Regions from separate parts of the Homo sapiens genome. Here regions 1 and 3 are each linked to region 2. The links are chromatin loops, found by intact Hi-C in ENCODE. Cell type or tissue: mammary epithelial cell. All regions are shown on one strand. Links, peaks and the distances in the headings refer to the core of each region. The heading gives the core; the rest is flanking DNA.

The links. Peaks named below come from ENCODE experiments on the same cell type or tissue, not always from the same donor. Only the 100,000 strongest peaks of a DNase experiment are listed, where the experiment ranks them.
Region 1: a loop joins it to region 2, with 8 times the contacts of the local background. A loop is called at or near these places in 17 of 110 quality-filtered maps.
Region 3: it touches region 2 in a loop (10-fold over the local background); 75 of 110 quality-filtered maps call a loop at or near these places.

Annotation. Positions count from the first base shown.
Region 1 is chr4:145,605,798-145,615,947 of GRCh38, reverse strand. No RefSeq gene overlaps it. Among named protein-coding and RNA genes, the nearest start is that of MMAA, 8.5 kb to the left of the region's middle. In mammary epithelial cell, for the core only: a CTCF peak has its summit at 5,948 (motif pointing right); no DNase peak of the experiment used is centred there.
Region 2 is chr4:145,552,728-145,562,877 of GRCh38, reverse strand. It overlaps SMAD1 (SMAD family member 1), which reads right to left. Exons shown (of 7, transcript NM_005900.3): 6 at 8,838-9,094; 7 at 3,702-5,087. The coding sequence ends at 4,944. Among named protein-coding and RNA genes, the nearest start is that of SMAD1-AS1, 41 kb to the right of the region's middle. In mammary epithelial cell, for the core only: a CTCF peak has its summit at 5,038 (motif pointing right); a DNase peak (open chromatin) is centred at 4,947; H3K27ac peaks cover 372 bases.
Region 3 is chr4:145,228,495-145,238,644 of GRCh38, reverse strand. No RefSeq gene overlaps it. Among named protein-coding and RNA genes, the nearest start is that of OTUD4, 53 kb to the right of the region's middle. RefSeq lists a silencer at 4,279-4,378. In mammary epithelial cell, for the core only: a CTCF peak has its summit at 4,353 (motif pointing left); no DNase peak of the experiment used is centred there; H3K27me3 peaks cover 227 bases.

The DNA of each region.
Region 1 (10,150 bases), core at 1,147-9,146, 53 kb before region 2:
AAAAAAAAAAAAAAAACTTATCAAAACACTGAAGAATAAATAGAAAATCTGAGTATTTGTACATCTGGTACAGAATTTGAATTCGCAATTTAAAAATACAAAGAAAACCATCCACGTTAGTGAATTCTATCCAGCATTTAAAGAACACACAATGTCAATTTTATGTAAACTCAGAGAATAGAGGAGGAAGGAATAACAGCAGAACCTTCGGAAAAATCTAACAGACATTAGAGGGAAAAAAAACACAAATTAATATTACTCACTAATACAGATGCAAAATTCCTATAGAAAATACTGGCAAATTGAACCCAGAAAAAAATAAAATAAAATCGCCAATTGCAGTTTATCCAGAATGCAAGATTTGCCCAACATTAATCAACAATAATTTACAACATTAATAAAGGAGAAAATCTTAATAATGGCGGAAAAAGCATTTGACATATTTTATTGCTAACTCATGATGACAACAATCACAAAACTAGAAATAAAAGAGAACTTTATAAAGGACATCTATGAAAGATCAATAGCTATTATGCTTAATGGTGAAATATCCAATCCTAAGATTGGGAACAAGGTAAAGCTGTCGGCTCTCATCACTTCTATTCAGCTTTGTATCAGAAATTCTAGACAGTACAATAAATAATTAAAATAATAAAAGATAAATATTACAAAAGTGCAAAACTGTCTATTCACAGTGGTCTATGTAGAAAATCTGTTTTTCAAAGCTACTAAATAAATTGTTTTTGTAGACTGTACATGTGGAAAATCTTCAACGTCTACTGGATGTTGAAGTCATGGGGTAAAAGCTCAGTATATATTAAAAAAATACTTTATATACTAGTAAGCAGCAATTGGAAAATGACATGTTAAAATATGCCATTTATAATAGTACAGATGATCCCTGACTTATGAGGGTTTCACTTACGATTTTTTTTTACTTTATAATGATGTGAAAGTGATAGACATTCAGAATGCTCCTCAGGTTACAATGGGGTTACATTCAGATAAACCCATCATAAGTTGAAAATATTAAGTTGAAAACCCCCCTACAATTTACAGTATTTTCCATTTAGGATGGGTTTATTCAGACATAACCTCATCATAAGTTGAGGAGCATCTGTATTATAAATACCTAGGAATACGTTTAATGAAAGACATGCAAGAGCTGTACCCTAAAGTGACAAAACATTGCTTAAATGAAAGAGCTAAATAAATGGAGAGATGTGCCATATTTATGCATACTGAACATGTGCCAAGAAAGACCATATTCTGGGTTATAAGTCTCAATTTATAAGGATGAAAATCATACAAAGTATTGTTCTCCAACCACAATGGAATTAGCAGTCAATAATAGTTCTTTGGAAATCTCCAAATCTCAATAATCAAAGGCACAGATTTTCCAGACTGCTGGCCTCAAAAGTTCAGATTGACACTGAAGACATTCTTCTCTGCACAGCCAAGCCAATTGATTCACATGGGAAATAATTATGGACATATTGCCACATTCTAACCAACTGCACTAACCTGGCACTGCCCTGAGATTGGGGTATGCTGGAAGCAACTGCAGACGGCGGTTATATATTTTATTGTACTAAAACAGAGTTACAGCATATTTAAAATTCATGAAATTGTTCCCATTTCTTGCTTTCCTTCCCTCACAGTCTGAAAATACTGATGAAAAATCTGGGAACAAGATTATGGGTGTAGTTGACAAAACAGAAAATCTGTTCCTGGACAGCTTTTGATGAATTTAATAAGTACAGAGATAATGAACATAGACTACATTTGCATAATGGCATAACAAAAATTCATTGAACAATGCTAACTATCTGGGGGAAACTACAGTTTGGAAACTGAATGTAAGATTGTGGTTCTGGCAAGATTACTCATTCTATTTAATGATTATACATGGTGTTGAAGGGGTTGGGGGAAATAGTCCATTTTGTGCTGCTGTAACAGAATACCTGAGACGGCGTAATTTATAAAGATTAAAATAAACATTTACTTCTTAGAGTTCTGGGGGCTGAGAAGTGCAAGGTTGAGGGGCTCACTTCTGGTGAGGGACTTAATGCTGTGTCATTCCATGGCAGAAAACGGAAGGGCAAGAGAGGGGAAGAGGGGTGGGTGGGGAGGGGACTGGCTTCATCCTTTTATGCGGAACTCACTCCTGTGACAACCAACTCATTCCTGTGAAGTGGCATTAATCAGTTTATGTGGGCAGAGGCCTCATTACCTAATCACCTCTCAACACTGTTGCATTGGGGATCAAGCCTCTAACGTGAATTTCAGAGGACACATTCAAACCACAGCATTCCACCCCTAGTCTTCAAACTTTATGACTTCTCACCATGCAAAATACATTCATTCTATCCCAATTGTCCCAAAAGTCTTGTTCTACATCAGTCCAAAAGTCCAAAGACCGAAGTCTCATGTAAATCATGTATGGGTGAGATTCAAGGCACAATTCACCCTGAGGCAAATTCCTTTCCAGTTGTGAACCTGTGAAATTTAACAAGTTATCTACTTCCAAATATATATATATGTTGTGACAGCATAGGATAGACATTCCCATTCCAAAAGGGAAAAATAGGCAAGAAGAAAGTAACAGGACCCAAGCAAGTCTAAAATCCAATAAGAAAAATGAGTTTTAAAGCTGGAGAATAATCTCTTTTGACTCCATATCCCACATCCTGGGCACACCAGGATGGGGCAGGGTCCCTAAGGCCTCGGGCAGCTCCATTCCTACCGCTTTGGTGGACTGTCTACCCAGCAGTGCTCAGATAGAAATTTCATGCCTCCAGCTTTCCCAGGTTGGAGTTGCATGCTGGTAGCCCTACAGTTTTGTGGTCTTGGGAGCTGCCCCACTCTCAAGACCACTAGGCATTGACCTACTGGGCTGTCCACATTCTTTGAAATCTAGGTGGAAGTCACCATGTCCCCACAGCTCTTGGATTCTACACATCTGCAGAATCAGCACCACATGATGCCACCAAGGCTTACCGCTTGTGTCCTCTGGAATGGCAACCTGAGCCACAGCCAGGCCTGCTTGAACCACTGCTGGGGTGACAGGATTACAGCACTGGCATACAGGGAGCAGAGTCTGGAAGTCGCCCTGGGCAGCAAGCCCACGGAGGGCACTGTGGGTTGTCCCCCCAAACCATTCTGTTCTAGAGCTCTGGGCCTGTGATGGAAGGGAGCCTCAAAGATGTCTGAAATTCCTTTCAGGTCATTCTCCATGGTCTTGATGAATATCACCTGGTTTCCTGCTAGCCATACTAACCTCTTTAGCAAATAGTGGCTTGGCCATATCCTCGGTTTGCTGTCCTAAAGACACTATTTTACTTGTGACCTGAGAAACCAAAAGAGATGCCCCTTTATCAACTAAGACAGACCCCAAGTTTAAAGAAACAGATACTTTTCTTTGAGGGTTCAGTGCTCAGCTGACATGATAACTTCTAAATTCCTATGGCTATAAGAATAAACACACTCTTATTAAACTCCCTAACAATAGGAGCTTTCATGTAAATTATCAAGAGCCCTCATAAACTCTGATTTACAACTCAGACCACTTCAACTCTGATTGGACAGAAGACCTACCTTATAAACACACTTTCCTAATGAGTAAGTATAGACCTTAAGCAAGTTTCAGCAAGCTTATAGAGACTGTGCACAGTCTTCGTATCCTACAGTTCACCTTTTAACATGGAGCCAAATTTCACCCCATTTTAATGCCAAAACCCCACCCCAAAGTGAACATGGGTTATACATTATATATGCCTGCCTATTGCACATGCACTCAACTCTCCACATAAATATGTATAGCTTTTCCCCAAACCTGCCGAATATGTATGACTGCACAAGCCCTTTGAGGCATAAGGGCCAACCTGCCCTTTTCATCTTCAAAAAAGAGCACCTTCAGCACATGCCATTGATTCTTCTCAGTTTGCAAACTGATATTGCCAATAAAGCTCTCCTTTCTACCATTTAGGCATTCTGGTGGTGTTTTGGACAACACACTCTCCATGCCCAGGCTGCAAATTTTCCTAATCTTTCTGCTCTGCTTCCCTTTCGGTATAAATTCTAAATCACCTCTCTCTCTCTCCCTCTCTCTCTCTCTCTCTCTCTCTCTGTGTGTGTGTGTGTGTGTGTAGCTTTCATATCTTACATTTTATCTTATTTTGCTGTATACAGTTAAACATATCCATGCAACTCCTTCAATAATTTGCTGCTTAGAAACTTCTTCCACCAGATATTTTAGTTCATCTCTTTTAAGTTCTGCCTTCCACAAAGTCCTAGGAAATGGACACAGTTCCATCACAATTTTCTGCAAAACACGGATAGCTTTTAATCCAGTTTCCAATGCATTGTTTCTTATTTCCATCTGAGACTTCATCAGAATGGCCTCTACTGTCCATATTTCTACCAGCCTTCTGGTCATGACCACTTAAGTAATCCTTAAGAAGATTAGGCTCTCCTCACAGTTCTTGTCTTCTCACCAGAATTGCCCAGTGCTCCATTCACAGCAGTCGAGGCTTTTCTATTTGCTCCTCCAAATTCTTCCAGCCTCTATTTGTTACCCAGTTCCAAAGCCACATCTACATTTTCAGGTATTTGTTGTAGCAACAGCCCCACTCCTCAACACCAATTTTATGTCTTAGTCTGTTTTGTGCTTCTATAACAGAATGCCACAGACTAGGTAATTTATAAAGAAGAGAAATTATTCCTTACAGTTCTGGAGGCTGGGAAGTCCAGAATCAAGGGTCCCACACCTGGTGAGGCCTTCTTGCTCCATCATTCCATGGTGGAAGGCTTGGAGGGCAAGAGAGGGAAAGAGTAGGCAAGGGAAAAGAGTAGGGAAGGGGGCTGAACTTATCCTTTTATCAGGAACTCCACTCCCATGACAATTATGCACTCCTGCAATAATGGCTCCATTCATCCCTTAATGAGAGTAGAGCCCTCAGGACCCAGTCACCTCTCAAAAGTTTCACTTCTCAACACCATTGCATTGGAAATGAAGCCTCCAACACATTAACTTTGGGGAACACATTCAAATCACAGCAACCCTGCATGCTTTCTTCTACTCTCACTATTATCGTGATAAAATAATTTATTTTTTAATAGAAAGATTTCCAACATACAGATCTGTCCCACATGTATCTCTTTCAAGGATTTATAAAATTAAACATTTCTCTTTCAATAGATCATTGAGAGGATTGGGGACTATAAATCACTTTTAATTTTAAAAAGTATTTTTGACCCTTAAAAAGGTTTTAAGTTACTCATCTTCACAATTGTTTATTTTGACTGTCGATTATGCTTAATATAATGAGATTAATTTTCAAATTTCACTTGGTAAATAGAGTTCATAGACCTTTCTTTCCAGAAGTTGCCTTTTTAAAAAAATGACTTTTATTTAAATGTTTTTTCAACCTTTATCTTTTACAGTTTTTAACTTCATGTTACTTCTAATAATTCTGAAAACAATTATTCCATTTTGGTATAATTTTCTAAACTCACAGGGGAAGTCTGATTTTCTTTTCTTGGTATGAACATAAAGGGAAAATCAAATGTGATGGCATGGTAACAACTAATCGCAGCTGATATTATTAAACTATTTTATGGCTATTGTCAACATCCCTGTGAGATAGATGCTACTGTTATCCCATTTTACATACAGGGAAACTGAGACTCAGGGAGATTAACCAATGTGCCCAAATGTTACATGATAGTATAAAAGTCTGGCTTTGAGCTCATGTAATTGACTTCAGTGTCCACATACTTAATCATTGGTGCTTACTTTTCTGTGAATTTACTAAAGTAACAGGATTATTTCAGATTCCCTAACTTATTATGATAGTTCCAATTTCAGTGTTATCTATACATAAGATGTGATGAAATGGCACCATGTTGGCAAATGTTTCGATGTAGCGCACAATTTCACCACATGATGGTGCCAGTGAAGTGAGAAGTCATCTGCTGCTAGTATTTGACATTAGGCTCAGACCTAAATATGTCAACAGAATGTAGTAAAAGATGTTTAAAAATTTTTTTAAAGAGCAATCATAAATAATTATAGACTAGAGTGTCTTTTGAAAACATAAGGAATGAAAACATCACAAATACAAAAAGGGTAAGAGTAATTGACTCATAAAACTTAAAAATAAAAAAGATGAGCTTTTGTATTCATAAGGAAGTATGTAGGACAGATGTCAGAGACTTTCCACAGGAAGGAAAACACCAAAGGAAATGAATTAAATGAGGGCAGGTGACTTAAAAAAAATGAGACCAGCTGTATAGTGATGTAGCTCCAGGGTCAAATGGTTCCAGTAAGATTCCACAATCAGTGCAAACGAGTTAGCAAAAGCCAATGACTAAAAGATTTTTAAAAACCTTTAATAGACATTACTACTTCCTTTTCTAATCTAAAATAAGTATTATTTTTCCCTGCATTATCAAAGATGGAAACAACAATAGAAGGAAGAAGCATTGCTTTTCAGAAATTATTGAAACAAATCCTTACATGTCATTATTACAGTGATTCTCCAAGTTTGGTCCCTGGACCAGCAGCATTGACATCACCTGAAATGTTAGAAATACAAATTATTTGGCCACGCTCAGACTTTTACTGAACCTGAAACTTGGGGAATGAGGCCTTTCAGGGCTTTTGGATGCACCCAAAAGTTAGGGATCCACTGTGTTACTTATGGCCCACGCCTGTAATCCCAGCACTTTGGGAGGCTGAGGCAGGCAGATCACGTGAAGTCAGGAGTTCGAGACCAACCTGGCCAACATGGTGAAACACTGTCTCTACCAAAAATACAAAAATTAGCGAGGCATGCTGGTGGGCACCTGTAATCGCAGCTACTTGGAAGGCTGAGGCAGAAGAATCACATTAACCTGGGAGGCGGAGGTTGCAGTGAGCTGAGATCGCGCCACTGCACTCCAGCCTGAGCAAGACTCTATCTCAAAACAAAACAAAAAAAAGGATAGAAAGAAAACAAATTCACCAAAGCATAATTAATAATACAAAGATATTGGAAATGCCAGTTTAATATTAAAGAAATATTAAGTAAATAATAGTATATTGTCAAGGCATTTAAACATGATTCTGTTAAATAATTTTTAATAATGGAAAATGCCTATTATATAATAGCAGAAGAGTCTCAATTATGTAAAACAATTCTAGAAGAAATATTAGAAGGAAAGAAGCAAAACTAGTTATTAATGGTTGCCTTGGAGTGATGTGATTAAATATACCATTTTCCTCCTGCCTGATTATATTGCAGATGCTGTTTTCAAATTTTATATGAGAAACTATTTTACTCCTATAAATAAGTCTTATAATGATTAAGGATGTTGGGGGGGGGGGTACTTTCCAAAGTCCTACTCAGAGGTTACACTCTTGCCCATTTTGTTCTAACTGTATGGTTGGTAAGAACAAAATATGACACAGATGCCAGTCCACAACATAACCCACCTTCCCCTTCCACATACACCAAAAAACCCCACGGTCATCATGTTGCTTACTGGAGAAAGAAGACATAGAAAGACCATTCTGGCGTAGTTTATATGTATTCAATGTTGAAAGGGAAGTAGGGGATTAAAATCTGACAGTGAGAAAAAACAATCTTGTTATAGACACTAATCACATGCTTTGCCAAGTATTGTTAGTTAATGAAAATATTAAATATTCTGAAGTAATATAAGGGAAAATATCTTTATGTGTAGATAACAACTTGCTTAGACATGTTACCCCTAAGAAAGATTCTCATTTTATAACTGTGTCATTTGAATTAATGACCTGACAAATCAAGTAGTCAAAAAAATTCCAAGATTATAATTTAAAAGATTAATATCTATCTACCTATTTATGTTCATGTATATCTTGAATGTTAGACCCTAAATATGATTATTTCTTTTTGACAAAGATCTGTAGAATATATGCTAAAATTGATAACATTAGGCCATTAAAAACTCAGTATTTAGAAAATAATCTAAAACTTAGATCACATTCTCTAAAAGTAATAAAATACAATAAAAATGAATAACAAATGATTAAACAAGGGGAAAAAAGCAATCATTTAGAAATTTGGGAAGGAGATTATCCCAAATAAGTTATATGACAAAAAGGAAATAAAAACAATAATTATTGCTCCTTTAGAAAAGAAGTATATAAAATTACAAAACAAATGGGATGCATGTGAAGATGAACTCAAACAAAATATATTATTTAAGGAAAAGGAAATTAGAAAAATAAAGACAAAAATTAAAGAATTATTAAATAAAAGCCATTACAGTTATAAGTATACCAAAAGTTGTGTCTTTGAAGGAAAAAATAATACAAAAATGCCCTGAAGACAGAGGGCGGTGACTCATGCCTGTAATCCCAGCACTTTGGGAAGCTGAAGTGGGAAGTTGCTTGAGCCGAGGAGTTAGAGATCAGCCTAGGCAAAATAGTGAGACCCTGTCTCTACAAAAAGAATAAAAATAAATTAGCCAGGTATGATGGCATGCACCTGTGGTCCCCCAGCTACTTGGGAGGCTGAGGTGGGAGGATTGCTTGGGCCTGGGAGGATGAGGCTGCAGTGAGCCATGATTGTGCCACTGCACTCCAGCCTGGATGACAGAGTGAGACCCTGTCTCAAAAAAAGATAAATGCCCTGGAGATTTCTAATTAAGAAACACACACACGCAGAGACACAGACCCACAAACACACACACACCACAAATACACACACACACACACACACACCACAAATACCTAATACATTAGGAATGAAAAGGGGGATAGAAACACTTGGATATGCTTTTATAATTACAAAAGAAGATTTCCACTTCCAGCTGTATGGCAGGCTGGGTTATTCAGACCAACATTCCCGGCTGAAGGAAAGAATAACTTAAAATGCTGTATAGCACATGAAAAGTGAATCCTTTTAAGCAATAAAGATATGATAAGGTAGTAAGACATTTCCAGGGCAAAACCTAAAAAGAGGAAAGACCCAAGGTAGGAGCACAGCATTGAAACTGCTTTTGCCCTAAAAGCATTTGCTAAACCAAGCGAATTTGGTTTCAGTGGCCTTGTAGAGCACGGAAAACAGAACTCAAAGCCTAGTGTGTACTTGAGATGAACAATGTGAAGATCTAAAAGGAGGCCCTTCTGCCATAAAGCCAAGATACCAAAACGATATTCCCTCAGGAAAAAAGATAAACCAGAAATGAACCTGCTCCACCTCTGCCAGGAAGGTTAACTTGGCTCTAAGCAGAGCAGGGCTGGAAAATAACCACCCCTGAAAAGTTGTGAGCATATGAATGCATCAGGCTTTTTCACACAGTATTTACAACACCAAGGTAGTCCAAAAAACTTTAAACCATAATTTTAAGTTGTTTCCAAACTGATGGTGTTTCTATGCACTAGTCAGAGGCAAAGGCATCTTGACTTTAGGCCTCTAAGACAACTCAAAAATAATTTTCCAAGGAAAAACAAAAAGCAACTCACAGACAAACGTAACCAAGAACCACAAGGAAATAAGTCACTATGCACAAGACCCAGCAAAAAACAACAAAGAGCAGAAACAAATATACAATTAATTTAGATATTGTAATATTCCAGTTACAGGAAATAAAATGACTATGCTTTGAAAATGAAAAACCAAGTATTTTCAGGGAATAGGAAACTATTTTTTTAAAAACCTAGCATATTTAAAAGAGAACTAAGCAAACTTCTAGAAATAAAAAATATAACAATTGAAATATAAAACTCAATGGATAGAATTAACAACACACAAGAAGAAGTTGAAAAGAGAATTAGTGAATTTGAAGATTGGTAAGAACTATTCAGAATACAGAGACAAAAAGAAGTAGGAAGTATAAACCAGAGTTTATGTAACACAGAGCTTAGAGCTTCTTCATTTAAGAGTTTCTTAGGTTAAGAAGATCTATTATACATCTGATAAGAGTTCCAGTTGAAGAGAAAGAAAGATATGGAACAGAGATAATAGCTGAGAATTTTCCAGGACTAATGAAAGAAACCAAAAATAAATATACATCTTGACACATACTGAATTGCAGAAAAGCAAGGACTTAACACTTAAAAAGAAGCCGTAGGAAAAGAGAAGACTGATTATTTTCAAAGGAACCTCACTTAGACCAA
Region 2 (10,150 bases), core at 1,179-9,178:
TTCTTAGCAGAACATACACAAGATTCTTAATGGCTTGGCCCCTTCCTACCTCTCCATTCTCTTACTTACCATTGCATATAATTGTCCTACACCCCAGCTACGCAGAATTACTGGTTGTTCCCAACAGTCTTGCCTTATTTTCTGCCTGGTACACATTTCCTCCTCCCCATTCCTTGCTGTGTAATACCTATTATCACAGCAAGACTCAGTTCTGAGGCATTACTCCTCTGAGAAGTCTCCCCTTACTCCTGTCTGGGTTATGTACTGTTCTGTGCCCCTTGCTATCATGGCACTGTGCCATCAGTCTATTTACTTGTCTGTCTTTCCCATTAGAGTTCAGGCCCCTTGAGGGCTGGGCTGAGATTTATTCACTTTTTTCACCTAATACAGTGGCTAACACAGGATTAGTACTCAATAACTGCTTTAAAAATGGAGTCAATCATCATCTTTTTACTAAGCAAGTAATCCAACTAACCTCTAGACTTGCATTTCCTATAGCATGCTATCTCTATGCCAGGTTATCATCACCTAGTGCAAGGATAAACTAATTCAATTATCATGGGTTAATACAGGTAATTTTAGGTTTCTTCTTTTTGTTCATCCCGTACTTTATGGGCCTGGTACGCTTCCGCTGCGTGACTCTGCTTGTTTATTCCATACTTTAAAAATCTTTCATGAACAAGTATTATTTTGGTTAAAAGAAAATGATCTATTTAAAAAAGATCTTTTTTTAAAAAGTCAAACATTTTCATACTGTATTACTTAATCCTCATTTGCTTCTAAGGAACAAAAACCCAACTGAAACTACACTAAGCAAAAGGCGAGGGGAGGGGGGCATCTGTACAGATTCTGGTGTATCCAAGGACAGCAAAGAACAGAAATGTGGCAGGTCTTGGTAAATCCTAGGCCCAGGACACTGGATGCCCTGAGATTTCTGTCTCTTCTTTCTTGTCTCCAGCCCATGTAGCAGGTGAGATGACAGGGGACAATGCCTAAGGTTTACTGTATCTTCAGCCATGCAGAGACTTTACTTCTAGCTCCAGAATTCCCAAAGAGCAGATTCCCAACAGTAGCCAGAGGGGATATGTCATGCAGTATGATAAATCCCAGTCACCCTGAGGCCGGGAGGCACATCTTTAAAAATTGGGGGGTAGATGCTGGGGCATGGCAAACAACAGGTATCTGTCTTGGAGTCTTCTCCTGCCCACAAGTTCCTCCAATTATCAAAATGCTTCCCATCATTCAAGCTCAATCTTAAATGCCACTTCCTCTGTAAAAACTCCACTGATCTCCATCCAACCAAGTCTGAACTACTTCTTCTTCCCTCTGTGCTCTTCATTCTACTTTATTTTATAGTAAGTACATGTGACTGTAAACTCACGAGAAAGAAGAATATAGTATTTAATAGAATTAACTCTAGATTTTAAAGTCAGATCTGAATTGAAACTCTTCCACACTAACTAGCTAGGTGACTTTGGGCAACTTATTTAGCTTCTGAGTTAAATTTCCTCATTTATAAGAAAAATGACTGCCAAGTGCAGTGGTTCATGCCTGTAATCCCAGCACTTTGGGAGGCTGAGGCGGGCGGATCACCTGAGGTCGGGAGTTCAAGACCAGCCTGACTAACATGGAGAAATCCCGTCTCTACTAAAAATACAAAATTAGCCAGGCATGGTGGTGCATGCCTGTAATCCCAGCTACACGGGAGGCTGAGGCAGGAGAATCACTTGAACCCGGGAGGCGGAAGTTGTGGTGAGCCGAGGTTGCGCCATTGTACCCCAGCCAGGGCAACAAGAGCGAAACTCCTTCTCAAAAAAAAAGAAAAAAAAAAAAAAAAAAAAAAAGCAAGAAAAATGGTATAAGGAGTTGGGGACAGAGTAGTATCTCATATGTCCTTGGGAGGATGACAGACAATGTTTGGGAATCCCTTGCAGAGTCCTGGAACACAATAGGCTAGGCACTCAAGCATTGCTAGTTTTCTTTCTCCAGGTTTCTCTCTCTAGACTCTGAGTTCCTCAAAGATAAAATCTTCCACTGTGTTTATTAAATACTTCAAAGGTAAGTAGGTCTTCATCAAACATCTCTTGAATGAAATTCCTTTCAGGTGTCTTCCCAGCCAGATTTAGCTGGCTGTATTAACACTTATTAAGAGGTTCTAATTGCTTTGCATGTATCGGCTTAAACTTCATGATAACCCCAGGAGGTAGGCTTTATTGTCTCCATTTTACAGATAAGGAAACAGGTGCAGAAAAACTAAAAAACTTGATGGAAGTCAAATACTATTAAATCAAGAATGAGGCAAGAGCTCTAGGGCCCTCCACTTCTAATAGTTGATTTTTTCCATTCCTTTAATTAAACCTTTCCAAGAGACTTAATAGCCTCCTATGGCTGATGACAATGGTCTTCCTAAGATTTCACCAAAAATACATAGAGTTGCACTTAACCATGAGGGACCTACTTATGCACCATGTTGCAAACTCCACAGGTCCCCAACCAGGAGATTTCAATTTACTGGATGATCCTGGTGTTTTATCTGATAGAACTTCAAGCTGGCTACCAGCATTGCTACACCCAACTAACAACTTGCCTAACTGTCCCACCAGGCAACCATGGGAACTCAAAATTGGCTTTTCACTAGGAAAAGGATGAGGAATCCTAGCCTGCATTATCTCTTTACTTCACTGTTAAGCTTAATAATTTTAATATCAACTTTTATTATATCTCACCAGTCACTATTATCTAGATTGACTGAGCTTGAAATGACTTAGGTAAGTGGAAAATAGAGCGTATGGGAGAGTTCAAGTGATCCCCATACTTGCATGGCAGATGCATTTTTAAGGCATCTTCACCTCAATTTTGTGACAAGGCACAACTATATTATTTCCACTTGACAAATGAAGAAACAGAGATTCACAGAAGTTAAGTGACCCAGCAAAGATGTGCATGAATTTGTGTTATAATGTAGGACCTCTGTCTGGGGCGTTCTCTAATTATATCATGATGTTTTTTGGACACAAAAAGCAGCAGTAGAAATTTTTCCTTGGTCATAGTTTAGGGAATAAATGTATTTTGGGGGTGAAAAAGCAAGGCATTCTTTTCTTTAAAACTAGGTTTAAAAAGGGATGGTCCTTAAATTTCAGGTCTCATAAACACACTCCAGGAAAGACACATAAAAATGTAAAGGAGAAAGAATAGCATCTATTGGGCCAAGAAATAATCTAAGTGTCCTTCAATCTGTGTCCCTCATTGGTAAACTTTTTTGTGGGGGAATGGGTAGTGTTGGGATCATCCCAGCCTTAAGTAGACTGCAAAGGTAGTCATCTTCTCCTGCTGCAGTGTGAGTTCTCATCCCTCCCCCTTTATTACCTCCTCCCACAGTCACGCTTGTATCTTCATCTGAAGTTTAGAAATTGCTGCTTTGGTTGACTGCATGGTACTAACCAAAAAGTGCTGCTGCTGTAATTTCTAAAATTAAAAAGTTTATACACTTAGATTTTGGTAGTTTTTCTCAATTTTTCAAGGTGTACATGTCCTTTGTTTTGATTTAAATTGGCTCCGGTCTCTTCATGCTGCTGTGTTCGAGTCTCTGTATTAGTAATTTCATTCATGTTTGGTGGAGGATATTTGAGAAAAAAATTCTCAGAAGAGTAGCAAACTTTACTGATCCTAAAATCTAGTAGGTGAATAAAGGAAATGACAAATTTTTAATCAAAGTAAGCAATAATGACAGGTTTATTGAAAATTTCCAGTAGAGAAAACCCACTAGTTTTGGAATAAAAGTACTCAATGTACGAGAGCATAAGTGAATACAAAAGATTAACAGAAGGAAAATAAAACCAAACATAGTACAAAAAAATTTAAAAAGTTTGAAATGAATTCAAACTGGGATGTTCTTTAAATCCTCCAAATATTTAACAGAGTTACTAAGTTTGGCAAAAAATTCACTTGAAAATTAAAGCCTATTTCTGTACTGTAAACTCCGTAAAAACTGCTTATTAAATTCAAGCACTCCATATAACTGGTATTGAAACATGTAGGCAATTTCAGAATAGCAGGAATTATTCATTTGCTCTCACAGTTACATGAATTAACCAGCTGCAGAACTGCTTTTTGAAGAGTATGAGAAAAAAGAATGCCGAGAGAGAAAAAAATGATAAAAATCTCTAAAAAATGGAAACACAGCAAAATTCAGGTATCAGTTTGTTTCTTTAAAGCAACAAACTGAATTTTTACAGTATAGTCTACATTTGCAGTTGTCATTTCCCTCTTCCCCCCACCCACCTCAAATACTCCTAAATTCACTAGTCTAATCAATTCTTAACTTCCAAATACTCTGTACATACATATTTAGCAAAAAGCATATGCCTAGCATTATTCTGACAGCAAGTATGGTCAGCATACAATTTTAGAAAGATTATTATGTATATCATCAAGATTAACCTTTACTTAAACGAACAAAACCATCGCTAAACAAATAGTTTTAAAATATTATGAAAACCCATGAAAAGAAGACTCAACATGGGCTCTAAACCTGATAAAACACGTTTCAGAACAACTATTAATGCTAAACTTCTGCCCAACGATGACCTTAAAGTGCCAAACACCAAAGAATCTCTTAGGACCGTTTTCTAATAGACAATTTGTCCCTGGCTTGGCCATCTCTCCTTTAACTGTACACAAAGTCCTGCTAAAAGTCTGAATTTTAGTTGATTTTACAATAGAATGTTACAATGTAAACTAAACAGGTTCTTGATATCAACAGTATGTTACCAAGGTGTGTGTGTTTTTTTTTTTTTTTGTTTAAATTTCTGAATCCAACAGTTGGTCACAGAGGTCAAGTATTATCAAGGCTCCTTTGTCAGTTCTCAATCGTGTCTGACTCATCCATCCTTCAAGTACATGCAAGGCTCAATAGTTTTCCAGAGGCAGATGCCTGGGGCCATTTAAGATACAGATGAAATAGGATTATGAGGTGAACCCATTTGAGTAAGAACTTTATCCAGCCACTGGAGGGGGCCGTGCAGATGTATCTCAATCCAGCAGGGGGTGCTAGTAACATCCTGGCGGTGGTATTCTGCTCCCCAGCCCTAGGAAAAACATACTGGAGGTCATTTAACTTGTTTAACTCAGTGGTTAAACTTATTAAGTAAGAAGAGTTCACATAACCAAAGACTCTGATTAAAGCTATGCATCTTTCCTCCCTGACCCCCCCGCCCCTGGGGAGAAAAAAACACACATGCACAAACGCACGCATAATTTCGCAGGCAATTTCAAGGGATGGATGTTAGCTCCCCAGGGTCCATCCATGGATTCCAATAAGAATTGCTGGTCTTGAGGAATGAAGGTTTTAAAATACATTATAAAGTTATCTTAATAAAGACACTTTAAAACTTTTAATTGCCCATTACTGATAGTAATGTAATAGCTATTATTAAATTCTCATTTTATCATCAAGAAAATAAAACAAAAAAGCTATGCTAGACAGAATGACATTCAATTTCTTCCCTATTCAGCCACTGAAGGTCCCCCTATCAACACACAGCTCTTGATCTTTCAATCTCTGAGCAAAACGGGCAGGAGTACATTCAAGTATCCAAAAAGCTATTATTGACACCTAGCCATTGCCATGAATCAATACATTCTATCATTCATTTGTACAAGAAGGTAGCTTGGCAGAATTAGTGCATTAAGACAATACAGTTCCATAGAATAAAGTCACTATGAAAAAGAGAAAAGTAACTGCTACTGCAAAGATCAAAAACTCATTGGTGAGGGTGGACAATGAATGTGAAGTTCTGATTAATCCTTTAATCACTGTTTCATGAGGAATATCAGAGAAGGTTGGGTTCTATTTATTTCTGCTATCTATCTACTCCCGTAGTTTTAAGAAATACATCTGGGGCCAGGCGCGGTGGCTCACACCTGTAATCCCAGCACTTTGGGAGGCCGAGATGGACAGATCACCTGAGGTCGGGAGTTCGAAACCAGCCTGGCCAAAATGGTGAAACCCCGTCTCTACTAAAACGAGGTGTGGTGGTGTATCCCTGTAATCCCTGCTACTTGGGAGGCTCAGGCATGAGAATCACTTGAATCCAGGAGGCGGAAGTTGTTGTGAGTCAAGATCACGCCACTGCACTCTGGCGTCGGTGACAGAGAGAGACTCTGTCTCAGGCAGGTGATCACTTGGGGTCAGGAGTTTGAGATCAGCCTGGACAACATGGCAAAACTCTGTCTCTACTAAAAATATAGAAATTAGCTGGGTGCGGTGGCCACACGCCTGTAATCCCAGCATGCTTGGGAGGCTGAGGCAGGAGAATTGCTTGAAGCTGGGAGGCAGAGGTTGCAGTGAGCCGAGATCACACCATTGCACTCCAGCCTGGGCGACAGAGCGAGACTGTCTTAAGAAAAAAGAAAAAAAAGAAGAAAAAAGAAAATATATCTGAACATCAGAACTTGTATGAACTACATCTATGTAGATATATATATATCTACATAGATGTATGTACACTCATGCATTTGTAAATATAAACAAACTCCTAAAATTAATTTACAGGCTTATGTGCAGGTTTCCTCCATCAGATAGCAAGATCTTTGAAGGCAGGAATTTATCTTTACCTCCAATATACAGCATAATGACAGAAAGCAGAAGCTCTATAAATATGTGTTCAGCTGAGCTGACTTGGAATTTTCAGACATAGAATTTAAAGTACAAATAATTTATAAAATGTGTTTTATGTTAATATCCAAAAATGATCATTTTAAAAACAGCACAAGATTGGCTATTGTTAGTAAAATGTTCTAATTTCTTTAAAATGTTGAATGGGAGAGGACAAAGTATGCAGTCCTTATAATAAAGAACAGTTTTGTAAAAACAGTGTGCAAATTTTTTGTTGCTAACATATGATAAACAACTTTTCTTTAACATTCAGCAGGATTTTTAAATAATATTTACCTTCAGCTCTCCAAATCCAACTTCCAGGCTAAGTTCATTATATCTTGTATAACTCTCCATTCTAGTGCTTATCAGATTATAATTAAAGATATACTAGGGCATAAGGATCTTGATGATAAGAGACTTTAGGTGCTTTTTCATCTTTGTATTACTTCTCTGAAATAGTGCTAAAATATCTGCTGAATGAATGAAATCTAATAAATTTTGAATGCATAACTTTGCATTATAAATACCTTTTATTAGTGTAAAGGTTGTTTTTACTTGTGTAAAAGTAAATTATTAAAACTCTACAAAAGTAAAATAATTAAAATTGATTGGGTAAACAATAAGAAATGAGTTTGAGCAGAAAGCTAATTGGAACATTAAAGTAATAAATTCTCTTAGAGTGGTCCTTCAATAACAGACTCACTGAGGGACCTCAGTAATAATTACCACAGTTCTCAACTCCATCCACCCCCATTTCAAAGACGATAAACCTGAGAACCAGAGAAGAAATCTGTGCCTTAATCACACAGTTAAAATGGCAGAAAAAACTGGAAACCGCATCTCGACTCTCAAGAGCTGTTCTTTCCTCCATACCAATTAAAACAATAAACAAAAACACTTCTGGCAGGTCACTGTTCTTATTTTAAAAATCATTTGAGCCAAATGCTAAGTCAAAAATTAAACAGCACATGTTAACAATGAATAAGATAGTTCTTTGTAGTCCCATATGTACATAACATATAGGTTAACCTCTTTAAAGGGTAAAAAAATTTTCTTAATACTAACAAGGTACCAGACTCAACTACAAATAACTGTTGAAGTATACTGCAAAAAGCAAACAAGCAAACAAACAAACAAACACACAAAAACAAACACTAAGGGAACACACTGAAAATCTAAGATGCTTTAAATAAGTAGGAAAAGTAACTATATTCAGGAAAAGATATCTTTGATCTAAGGGATGATTAACAAGTAAGGCTCCAAAATTATCCTCAGTAATAAATACATTACAAAACAGGTTTAACAACAAGTTTGGTGAGCTTCTGAAGAGAAGACATAAAAGATAATTGCCTCACTCAAACATATAATTAGTTCTGTTTCTCAAAGTACGAGAGAATGAAATTTATTTTTGAGAATTCAGAGACAGGTCAGTTACTAGAAAAGTCACTGACTCAGAAATCTAATCAGACATTTAAGGTTTTTAAGATTTCAATGGCATCTTAAAAATTTTTATTTCTCAGAGGCAGAACATGAGACAGCAAAAAGATCAATTATTATGAGCAATGTCTTTAACCTCTTCCCTCATCAAACCTTACAATGCAATCTTTGAGCTAAGGCATCTATTTATCTTGGGCAAGGGCCTTATTAACTTCTGAATTGTAAGAAAATCATGAAGCTTACTGAAACCACTAAAAAAAACCTGACCAAACACAATTTCCAATGTGATGAACTTTAATTTTTACAAAAAGATCACTTGCTTACTGTTGAAACAAAAACAAGCATTACCATCATAAAAGTACAAAAAACAAAGAATGAAAAGGAAGGAAGATATGCTTACTCAACTGATCTCGTAAAACAACCATGTATTTAAATTATATGTTAAATATATAACATAACATATTCTACTGGTAATACAATAGCTAAAGCGGTGCTATCTGAATAAGGAAAAGGCTAGTAAAACCTACTGCTATTGATATTTAATACAAGTACTCCTATGTTCCAATGATATTTTCCTAATAATTGAAATTTTTGTTAAAGTTTAAAAATGCCTAGATAATAAGTCAGCTAATATGATAATATGTTATCAAGAGGATATAGATTCATATATCGCCAAAAAAAAAAAAAAAAAGCACAGCAAAAGTATGTTAGGCCCTAAATGGAGGAGTCGGAGCTCACTTACCTTCACAAAGCTCATACGTATAGTACACATTTTTGTAAGCTCATAGACTGTCTCAAATCCATGGTTCACAGACTGTGCCAATAACTGAGCAAATTCTTGGTTGTTAAAAATTTTCAGACTACACCCACTAGGGATCTTGCAAACAGTAGTAGGATGAAATCCATGATGGTAGTTGCAGTTCCGACTTTGCACAAAGATGCTACTGTCACTAAGGCATTCGGCATACACCTCCCCTCCAACATAATAAAGATGAACTCCTATAGGAAGACAAAGCATACCATTTAGTTATTATTAATTTTTACAGCTCAAAGGCACCTGTGCAGCTTCAACACAGAAACTTAAATATACATGGATTTAAACTTTGGCTAGTTAGCTAGCTATTCTCTAGGTCCTGTACAACAGGAGTTCCCAACCCCCGGGGCCATGGACCAGTATCAGTCCGTGGCCTGTTAGAAACCAGGCCACATAGCAGGAGGTGAGTGAGCAAGCATTACAGCCTGAGCTCCACCTCCTGTTAGATCAGCGGCAGCATTAGATTCTCATAGAAGCATGAACCCTATGGTGAACTGTGCATGGGAGGGATCAAGGTTGCGTGCTCCTTATGAGAATCTAATGCCTGATGATCTGAAGTGGAACAGTTTCATCCTGAAACTATCCCTTTCCCATCCCCTGTGGAAAAATTGTCTTCCATGAAACTGGTCCCTGGTGCCAAAAAGACTGGGGATGGCTGATGTATGACTGATAAAAATCTTAGTTAACCGCATTACTTAATACAGTATCTAGGAGGTTTCTAGAAAATAACATAACAAAATGTTTTAAAAATAGTAATAGGCCAGGCACAGTTGTTCACGCCTGTAATCTCAGCACTTTGGGAAGCCATGGTGGACAGGTTGCTTGAGCTCAGTTCAAGACCAGCCTGGGCAGCACGGTGAAACCCCATCTCCACAAAAAAAAAAAAAAATACAAAAAATTAGCCAGGCATAGGGGTGCACACCTGTAGTCCCAGTTACACAGAGGCTGAGGTGGCAGGATTGCTTGAGGCAAGGAGGTTGAGGCTGCAGTGAGCTGTGATTGAGCCACTGCACTCCAGACTGGGTGACAGAGTGAGACCATCTCAAATAACAACAACAACAACAACAACAACAACATGTAGCAATTTCATTTTGGTAAGTGATTAATGTCCTATTTGGCCACACATTGAAAGTATATTTTCACTCTAAAAAGATAGCATAATAAAACCTGGATGCTATGTATTTACTATAAAGCGCTCTTGCATTTATTGTACAGCTAAGATGTTTGGAAAATTTTAGAAA
Region 3 (10,150 bases), core at 1,304-9,303, 320 kb after region 2:
CTTTTACACTGTTGGTGGGAGTGTAAATTAGTTCAATCATTGTGGAAGACAGTGTGGCCAGTTTTCAAGGATCTAGAACCAGAAATACCATTTGACCCAGCAATCCAATTACAGGGTATATACCCAAAGGATTATAAATCATTCTACTATAAAGATACATGCACACGTATATTTATTGCAGCACTGTTCACAATAGCGAAGACTTGGAACCAACCCAAATGCCCATCAATGATAGACTGGATAAAGAAAATGTGGCACATATACACCATGGAATACTATGCAGTCGTAAAAAGGATGAGTTCACGTCCTTTGCAGGGATGTGGATGAAGCTGGAAACCCTCATTCTCAGCAAACTAACACAGGAACAGAAAACCAAACACCACATGTCCTCACTCATAAGTGGGAGTTGAACAATGAGAACACATGGACACAGGGAGGGGAACATCACACACCAGGGCCTGTCAGGGAGTAGGTGGCTAAGGGAGGGATAGCATTAGGAGAAATACCTGGCTGGTTGCAGTGGCTCACGCCTGTAACCCCAACACTTTGGGTGGCCAAGGTGGACGTATCACCTGAGGTCAAGAGTTCAAGACCAGCCTGAGCAACATGGCAAAACCCCGTCTCTACTAAAAATACAAAAATTAGCCCAGCATGGTGGCAGGAGCCTGTAATCCCAGCTATGTGAGAGGCTGACATGGGAGAATCGCTTGAACCTGGGAGGCAGAGGTTGCAGTGAGCCGAGATTGCACCACTGCACTCCAGCCTGGGCAACAAGAGCAAAACCCCATCTCAAAAAAGAAAGAAAGAAAAAAAGAAATACCTAATGTAGATGATGGGTTGATGGGTGCAGCAAACTACCATGGCGTGTGTATACCTATGTAACAAACCTGCACGTTCTGCACATGTATCCCAGAACTTAAAGTATAATAATAATTTTTTTAAAAAAGATTATCAAGCTGCTCCAGAGGTAAAATTAATTTTTATCTACAGGCAATTCACATTCTAATTATTGATTTTGTTGACTTTCTTGCTGAGCATTAGACCTACCCATGTTTTTTGGAATTTGGCTTTTCAGGCTCATATTGAAACATTTGCAAGCTTTTAACATTTTTTTCTGCCCTTCCCCCATGCCTTAACCATGAACTCATTCTGTCAGCAGACCTTCAATCAGAAACCAAATCCAACTGTTCCAGCTTGAAATTTTGTCTACAAGGTGATATTGAGGACTCCATAGGTCTAGTCATAGAGCAATTAGGTATTTTGACTCAATTTTTGATTGTGAGATTGTATCTATGCACCCCCTTCTCCTTAGGTCCACAGCTTTCTAAAAGCCACATCTCCAAATACAAGTCATGCAGAGTTTTAATATTTTTTCAGAGCCAGGCATGGTGGCACACATCTGTAGTCCCCACTATTCAGGAGGCTGAGGCAGGAGGATCACTTGAGGCCAAAAGTTCAAGGCTGCAGTGAGCCATGATTGAACCTGTGAATAGCTTTACACTCCAGCCTGGGTGACAGAGTGAAACCCATCTCTAAAAAATAGATAAATAAATGTAATTTTTTCCAGCCTCACTCCTGAGAATAGAAGAGTTTTCAAGCTGTAAAACTGGATTCAGTTTCTCATGGAGCAAGTTTAGTGTCCTCTGCCCCTCAGGAGCTGAAATCCTAACCAGTACTTTATGCTTTCTGGATTTTCCATAAACTTTGTGACTTCAGTCTAGCCACTTTGACATTTTTGTTCTATTTTCATTTAGGAGATGTTTGTCTTATTTTTTATCCTAGACTTATCTTTTTTTTACATTTGATCTATTTTTGTCATGTATTTGGAGCAAAGTGCGTTATCGAAGCTTAAACTCAGTGAGCCGTCTTGCCTATAAGTTGTGCCCCCATACTCTGCTTTCTCTGTCATTTACATCAAATGCTGATCTCATTTGTGCTTTGTATTTTGTCTCCCCCGTCTTCTTGAGGACTTTACTCCTACAATTATTCCCCTTTCCCTGAGTCATTCATTTCTTCTTTCCTAAACCACTCCCATTATTATACTAATAGGTTGAAATATTATTCTTTTTATAAAATGAAACAAAATTCTCCTGAGATTTTACATTCTCCTCCAGCTACTTCCCATTTTTCTGTTCCTCTGCTCTTCTTTCTATCAAAACTCCTGAAAGAGTTCTCTATACTGTATTCACTGTCTTCACTTTCTCACTCCTCATTCTTCCCTCAACTCACAGTCATTCATCTTTGAGTCTCCATTACAAAGGCAATGCTTTGCTCATGTTAAGTTTTAGTTGCCAAGTGTGCATCCAAGCACAGTAAGTGGTCTTGAGGCTTGGAGAAGAGTGCAGGGCTGGAAATATGAATATGGGACTCTTTGATATATTGATGTTATGGCAGAAACTACTAGGTACTTACCAAATATTCTTTTTCCTCTTCCCCCTTAGAACTTCACATTTAGGCAGGGAGCAGTGGCTCACACCTGTAATCGCAACACTTTGGGATGCCGAGGTGGGAGGATCACGAGATCAAGAGATTGAGACCATCCTGGCCAACATGGTGAAACCCCATCTCAACTAAAAATACAAAAATCAGCTGGATGTGGTGGTGCGTGCCTGTAGTCCCAGACTTGAGAATATAAGCCACGTGCTAAGATGATGGAACAGAAAGTCAGAAGCAGCCTGAGTTTCTGATGACCTTGTGAATATGCCATATCAGCTGTGGATGGCCTCCTTCTGACTCCTAATATGGAAGAGAATGAACTATTTTGTGTCAAAGCTGCTGTAATTGGATCTTTGTTATCAGCAGTTGAGCAAAATTTCTTAGGGAACAGATGATATTTAAAGTCATGGAACTGGATGAGATCACTTGGGAAGTGAATGGAGGTAGAGGAGAGTAGAGGACCATGCCAGAGCCTATGGAATTCTAGCATGCTAATGTTCAGGAAGAGGAAGAGGATACAGAAAGAGATCAGCCATGAAGGATCAACTAAGTAACAGGACAACCAGCCTCTGTGGTGTCTTGGAAGCAAGTGAAGAAAATGTTTGCCAAATGCTGCCCATAGGCCAAATTAGAGGAGAACTGAGAAGCGGCCATTGGATTTAGCAACATGGAGGTCACTGGTTACCCTGACGAGAGCAAGTTCAGGGGCAGGTGGGGAAAAGCCTGATTTGAATAAGAAGAAGACAGAAAGTATAAGCAACTTTTTCAAGTAATTTTTGCTGCAGAGGAGGGCAGAGACACAGGGCAGTAGCTGGAGAAGTAGGCTCAAAAGAAGTTGTATTGGCTGGGCATGGTGGCTCACACCTGTAATCCAGCAGTTTGAGAGGCCGAGGTGGACAGATCACTTGAGGTCAAGAGTTCGAGACCAGGTCAACATGGCAAAACCTTGTCTTTGCTAAAAATACAAAAATTAGCTGGGCATGATGGCACGCACCTGTAGTCCCAGCTGCTTAGGAGGCTAAGGCAGGAGAATTGCTTGAACCCAGGAGGCAAAGATTGCAGTGAGCCAAGGTCACACCACTACACTCTAGTCTGGGCAACAGAGTGACACTCTGTCTCAAAAAAAAAAAAAAAAAAAAGAGTCATATTTGTTTAAGATTAGAAAAACAATAGTATATTTGATGCTTGTAGGAATGATCTAATTTAATAATGCACAAATGAGAAGGTAGAATTGGTGGTGTGATATCTTTGTTTAAGTCAAGTTGCTCCCTGAGTTTCACTCAAATAATCACTTTATTATGTTTCCATAACTACCACATAGCTAACTTTTCCTGGTTCTTTTTCATTTGTGTAATTTTTTTAAAAATCAATGCAATGAGTTAAAATGGCATAAATATAGAAAAGAATTTTAAAGAGAATGCTTGATTCTAAAAAACAATTAAATATATTCTAATTTAATCTTATTTATATTACATCATTTAGATTCTAAGTGCTTCAAATACTTAGATTCTAAGTGCTTCAAATTTCTAAGTGCTTCAAATATCTCCAATTTATTAGGAGAAAGTATAGATTGAAGAAAAAAAGAACAAAAAAGTACAGTAATTTTGTTTTTTATACATTTGTATCTAAGGATAAGAACTTTAATCTACAATGTATGAGGCATGATGTGGGGGTTATCTTTCCTGTCCATCCAGGAATTTATAACAAAAACAAATACATACGATTTTAAAATAACATTACTTGCTTCAAAAAGTGTTTAAAGTGTTAGTCAATATTAAATCAGGACAGACATGAATACAATGTGAATGTTGAGCCTTAGTGTTTATAATGTTCTATAGAAACTGGAACTGTATAAAGACCAGAGGGTGGATTCTTTAACATGATACCTATAGGCTCTCCAGGAAGGAACTATGGTGACCCCTGCTGGGAGGATGAAGCTCTCCATATAGGGCCAGGCTTAGAGTAAATGAGAAGGTCACAAATTAGAAAACTTAAGAACATGAGGATTTAACATGAGGAAGGAAAAAGAATACCAGAAAAAGTGATCATGCATGAACAGGCTGAAGTAGCTGGTCTTCAGTAAAAATCAGAGCAAGGGCAGGATGAAGAGTCATAGCATGAAAAGAAAGAACTGTAACAGACGATACACAGGATGTGTAAATTAAAATGGAGCTTTGGGTTCCAGACCCCTTTTAAAGGGGATCTTTGAATGCTGTAAGTGTTCCCAAACCCCACATAGGTCAAAACTCCCTGCTAGGAGAAGGCAATATTCTCTCAGATGTGCAAGTGGTCAATCTTCATACACAAAAACTCTTGAGAGATTCATCACAATTTCAGAGAAACATTGGGATTTTAAAAAAAGTCTGGAGAGAGAGGAGGAAATGGCAAAGGGAAAGATGAGTTTTTTCCAGGGGCCGTCAGTGTCCCTTTGCACCACAGTTTAGAAATTGCTGCTCCAAGTTATTTTAATTATTTCCTGTCTCACTTCAGACAATTATACTTAATAGATGAAGGTAAAAGTGAAGAGATAGATTAGTATCAGAAGATTAAAGCCTTATTGATAGATGAAGTTGTTAGCCCTTGGTTTATAAGCCAGAGAACTAATGGATGACTTCTAGAGGATCCACAAACCTGGGGAAAAATATACTTTTTTTGTACGTCTTCCCCAATATTTAAAACTATATTTTGGGGAGAAAAACTTTTTGTATAACATTTTATGAAAGCATTGTTTCATAATAAATAAGTAAAAAGCAGTATGCAAAATTACAGTTTGGTACATTATTGGTGTCATTGGCCTGTTATAATATTTACCAGGCCATTCTTTGACATGAATTGAAAATGAAACATGATTATGAACATCTGTTTATACCTTAATATCAGTTTAGGCTAGGATATATCACCAAAAAAAAAGAATCCCTCTTTTTTTTTTTTGAGACCGAGTCTCGCTCTGTCGCCCAGGCTGGAGTGCAGTGGCGCAATCTCAGCTCACTGCACCCGCCTCCAGGTTCAAGCGATTCTCCTGCCTCAGGCTCCCCAGTAGCTGGGACTACAGGCGCCCACCACCACGCCTGGATAATTTTTTTTTATTTTTAGTAGAGATGGGGTTTCACCGTGTTAGTTAGGATGGTCTCAATCTCCTGACCTCATGATCACCCGCCTTGGCCTCTCAAAGTGCTGGGATTACAGGCATGAGCTACCGTGCCCAGCAAAAATCTCGCTTTTTTTTTTTTTTTTTTTTTTTTTTTCTTGAGACGGAGCCTCACTCTGTCGCCCAGGTTGGAGTGCAGTGGCACAATCTCGGCTCACTGCAAGCTCCGCCTTCCGGGTTCACGCCATTCTTCTGCCTCAGCCTCCCAAGTAGCTGGGACTACAGGCGCCTGCCACCATGCCCGGCTAATTTTTTGTATTTTTAGTAGAGACGGGGTTTCACCGTGTTAGCCAGGATGGTCTCGATCTCCTTACCTCGTGATCCGTCTGCCTCGGCCTCCCAAAGTGCTGGGATTACAGGCGTGAGTCACCGCGCCTGGCCAAGAATCTCTCTTTATCTCTGTCTGCCCCCTTGGATTTTGCTTGCATTGTTGAACATATTACCTATGGAAGCAGGAACCGAACAAAGCTGAAGTGATCCCTTACATCCTGAAAATACACTGCACAGTCTGCCTCTTTTGCCTTAGTAAAAGGGTCAATTGGAAAGCATTAAAAACTTGGATTTTCTCCAACACAAAGATGTATTGTCTTGAGTCATCCTGCAAGATCGCTTGCTGCACGACTAAATAAAAGACCTTGCTGAAGCAAAATGTCCTGGAAATGGTTATTCTGATTTGTAATTTGAAGGAAAATTTAAAAAGTAAAACAATGCTTCTGTCAAATCTTCTCATCCATTCCAGAATCACTAAAATCTATTCCAATATTTTGAAGCAGATCATGAAGGAATCGCTATTTCTCTTCATCGTGAAAGTATTGACATCTGTTGGCAGAGCCAGGTCCAGTTCCCATGTTATCTGCACAAGAACAGCATCAAATGAGGATTTCTATTTTGGGAGCACTTTTAGAAAGTTCAAAGGCCTCCTATGGTGTTGAAATTGTAAAAACTTTATTGGCCAAACAAAATTTCCACTCAAAGAAACATTGATACTATGCATGCTTGGAGAACTAGCAATGAGATTCATTCCATTCTAGATTGTCTTGCATTAGTGTCAAAGGTAAATCCCAAATAAAATTTTGCTTGCAACCACAAAGTCATCAACCTATTTAGCTTCAGAGCCTTGCATTTCTGTCTTTTCAAGAAGTTTTCTTAGAAAAGCAGATTATGAAGTTTTCTTTTGCTATATGGAAATTCATCAGCTGTCTGGAAGTTAAGTCTAATAGAACTTAATTGAACTTGGGGTAAGTAACTCTTTGATAACTTCTACTTAGTCTTAAGATTGCAGATTAAACAATGTTTTCTTATTGGTTAAGTCTCCATTATTTTTTCTCACAGAACAATATACCTTTTCTCCACAGCAACTTTACATGTGTGTTTATGACTATTTGATTAATATCTGTCTTCCCCATTAGACTGAAGGCTCAATGAGGCCAGGCACTGATTCTATTTTAGCTGATCATTGTATCTCTGGCACACAGCACAATGCTGAGCACATAGTGGGTGCTCAGTAAATACTTAGAAATATATGAATGAATGAACAGAAGAACGAACAGCAAGGAAGAGATTTTTTCATAGTCTTCCAGATATATGTGGCCATTTGAACAACTAAAAAATGCAGATGCCCCTATTATAAGGTTTTATCTGAATTAAGCTAATTCCTATAATAATCCTATCAAATAGGTACTGTTTTACTCACTGATGAAGAAACAGGCAAGTCACTTGCTTAAATTACCATGGTTAGCAAGGGGGTGGAGCAAAGCTTTTAACCTTGGTAGTCTAAATTTGGAGCCCATACTCCTAACTACAGGTCTCATACTCACCATTATGGAGTTGTTGGAAAACCGCACTTTGGAGGAAGTACCTCTCTGTATGTGAATATTCGAGGTAAGCAACTGTAGAAACTTTCCAGATCTGGGGGAAATTCTTCTGGCAGCTAGAGTCTGTAGTGGCCATCTCTCTGCGGGAAGAAACTGCAGCACTTGGAAACACTGCAAAACTCTGCTCAAAATACCATGTAGACAGTGCCAGTAACAAAGATGTTCTCAATGATCTGGGGAAAAAAAAAAAGGCACAAATAGAATCTAACTCATAAACTGTTTGAGAATTCTGGTATTTTTTGATACAATCCTTACTTGAAAAAGCAAGCAAGCAATGGGAATTTTGATTCCATCTGCAATTACTCACCCTTGGAAGTCAGAGATTTCATAACTTTCTATCATTAGTGTTAGAGTTGACATCTGTGGAATGTCAAAGTTGAAAAAGTTGGCATGTTAACCTGCCAGTGACCGCTCCAAAAGTTGTTCTTATTGAAGTTAAAAAAAAAAAAAAAATCCATGTACTTTTGGAATGTCCTTGTTAACAGAAATTTCCTATTGAATTTCTTTTTTTTAAATTTTAAATACACAATTTGGATTTATTTTTTAAGTTGTTACATATTGGCCACTTTTTTTTCTGAGAATATAAGTGAAAAAATCAAATTCATTATTTACTAAAATATTATCTGTCTCTGAGGAGGCAAAATATTGTACATAAATTTGTGTGAGTACTTACATGCACATCTTAAAATCTGTGACCCCAAAGGAATTAAGAACCACCAATCTCTCTCTCTTTGTTTTTTGTTTGTTTGTTTGTTTTTGTTTTTTTGAGACAGAGTCTTGGTCTGTCACCCAGGATGGAGGGCAGTGGTGCCATCTCAGCTCACTGCAACCTCCACCTCCCGGATTCAAGCGATTCTCCAGTCTCAGCCTCCCAAGTAGCTGGGACCACCATGCCTGGCTAATTTTTTGGCATTTTGAATAGAGACGGGGTTTCACCATGTTGCCCAGGCTGGTCTTGAACTCCTGGCCTCAAGTGATCTGCCTGCTTTGGCCTCCCAAAGTGCTGGAATTACAGGCATAAGCCATTGCACCAGGCCTTCTTTTTTTTTTTTATGTATAACAAATAGAATTTATTTCTCACAGTTCTGGATGCTGGGAAGTCCAAGGTCAAGGTGCCAGGAGGTTCTGTGTCTGGTGAAGTCAGCTCTCTGCTTCATAGGTGGTGCTCTGTTGTTGCATACTCACATGGTGGGAGGAAGACAGGCAAGAGGGCCTGACTAGTTCTCTCCACCCCCAAGGTCACTAATGAGAGCTCCACCCTCATGACCTAATCAGCTTCTACAGGCCCTCTATACCTAATTCCATTGCACTGGGTATTTAAGTTTCAACATGAATTTTGAGGGGGACATAAGCTTTCAAACCATAGCGCCTCCCTAATGAATAAGTTTCTTGTATGTATTTTATTTTTTCTTCCAGTGCAAGTATTTCTGTTTCTATGAGCTCTCTAAATAGTGATTCAGGGACTCAGATTTCATCCATCTTTGACCTTTTCATCTTCAACATATGATTCCTAACATCATAATAGTAAAGTTTGCCTTCATTCCAGCCAATTTAAAGAGGAAAAGAGCATGGATGATCAAACATGCAGTTTTTCATGAGCCAAGCTTGAAAGAGGGATAAACCCTTTATACTCACCTCCCATTGGTCAATTCAGTCTCAATGTGTCACCTACATACAAGGGGATGGGAAATGTGGCTCCTGGATGAGTGTTTACTTCCTAGAATAATCTGACATTAGGAAAGTATAGAAAGAAAATTTTGAGAACCACTAGTCTCTAGATTGAAACCATGTATTATGACTTTCTAGATCAGAAGTGAGTAGTTTAAGGCATTAATGTATAAGGAGAACAGGGTATTGTTGGAAGTCTGTACATGGATATTCTCTGTATGCTTCTCCAGACCCACTATCTATTCTTTCTGGCTCTTCTTTGAACCTCTGGTGACTGAGCTGTGCAGAATGCATCATGGATCCCCTGTCTTCTGGCTTCCAGTTGGTTCCAGAAGTCAACAGGCAGGAGCAGAGGCCTGGCTAGCTTCCTGCAGGTCTACAGTATGGCAATAGTTGTGTGCCCCCACTAAGACCCTACTTTTGTCTGGCACATTCAGCCTTTGCCAGCTTCCAATTGCCAATCCCTCATATTGCCCCCTTAGCCCTTAGATTTATTTGACTCATGGTTCTGCAGACTGGGAAGTCCAAAAGCATGGTGCTCTAGCATCTGCCAAGGGTCACCCCACAGTGGAAGGCAGAATGACAAGGAAGCATACAAGGCAGAGAGAAAATCAAGCCAAACTCATCTGTTTATCAGGAGACCACTCCCAAGATAATGGCATTAATCTTTCACCTCTTAGAGGCCCCACTTCTGAATACTGTTACAAAGGCAATTAAGTTTCCAACACATGAAATTTTGGGGGACACATTAAAACCATAACATAGGCATATGTCAAAATGCATCTAAATGGGGGTTCCATTCCAAGATGGTCGAATAGGAACACCTCCGGTCTGCAGCTCCCAACACGATTGATGCAGAAGACAGGTGATTTCTACATTTCCAACTGTGCTCTGAAGAGAGCAGTGGTTCTCCCAGCATGGCCTTTGAGGTCTGAGAACAGACAGACTGTCCCCAAGTGGGTCCCTGAACCCCATGTAGCCTAACTGGGAGACACTTTACAGTAGGAGCCAATGGGCACCTCAT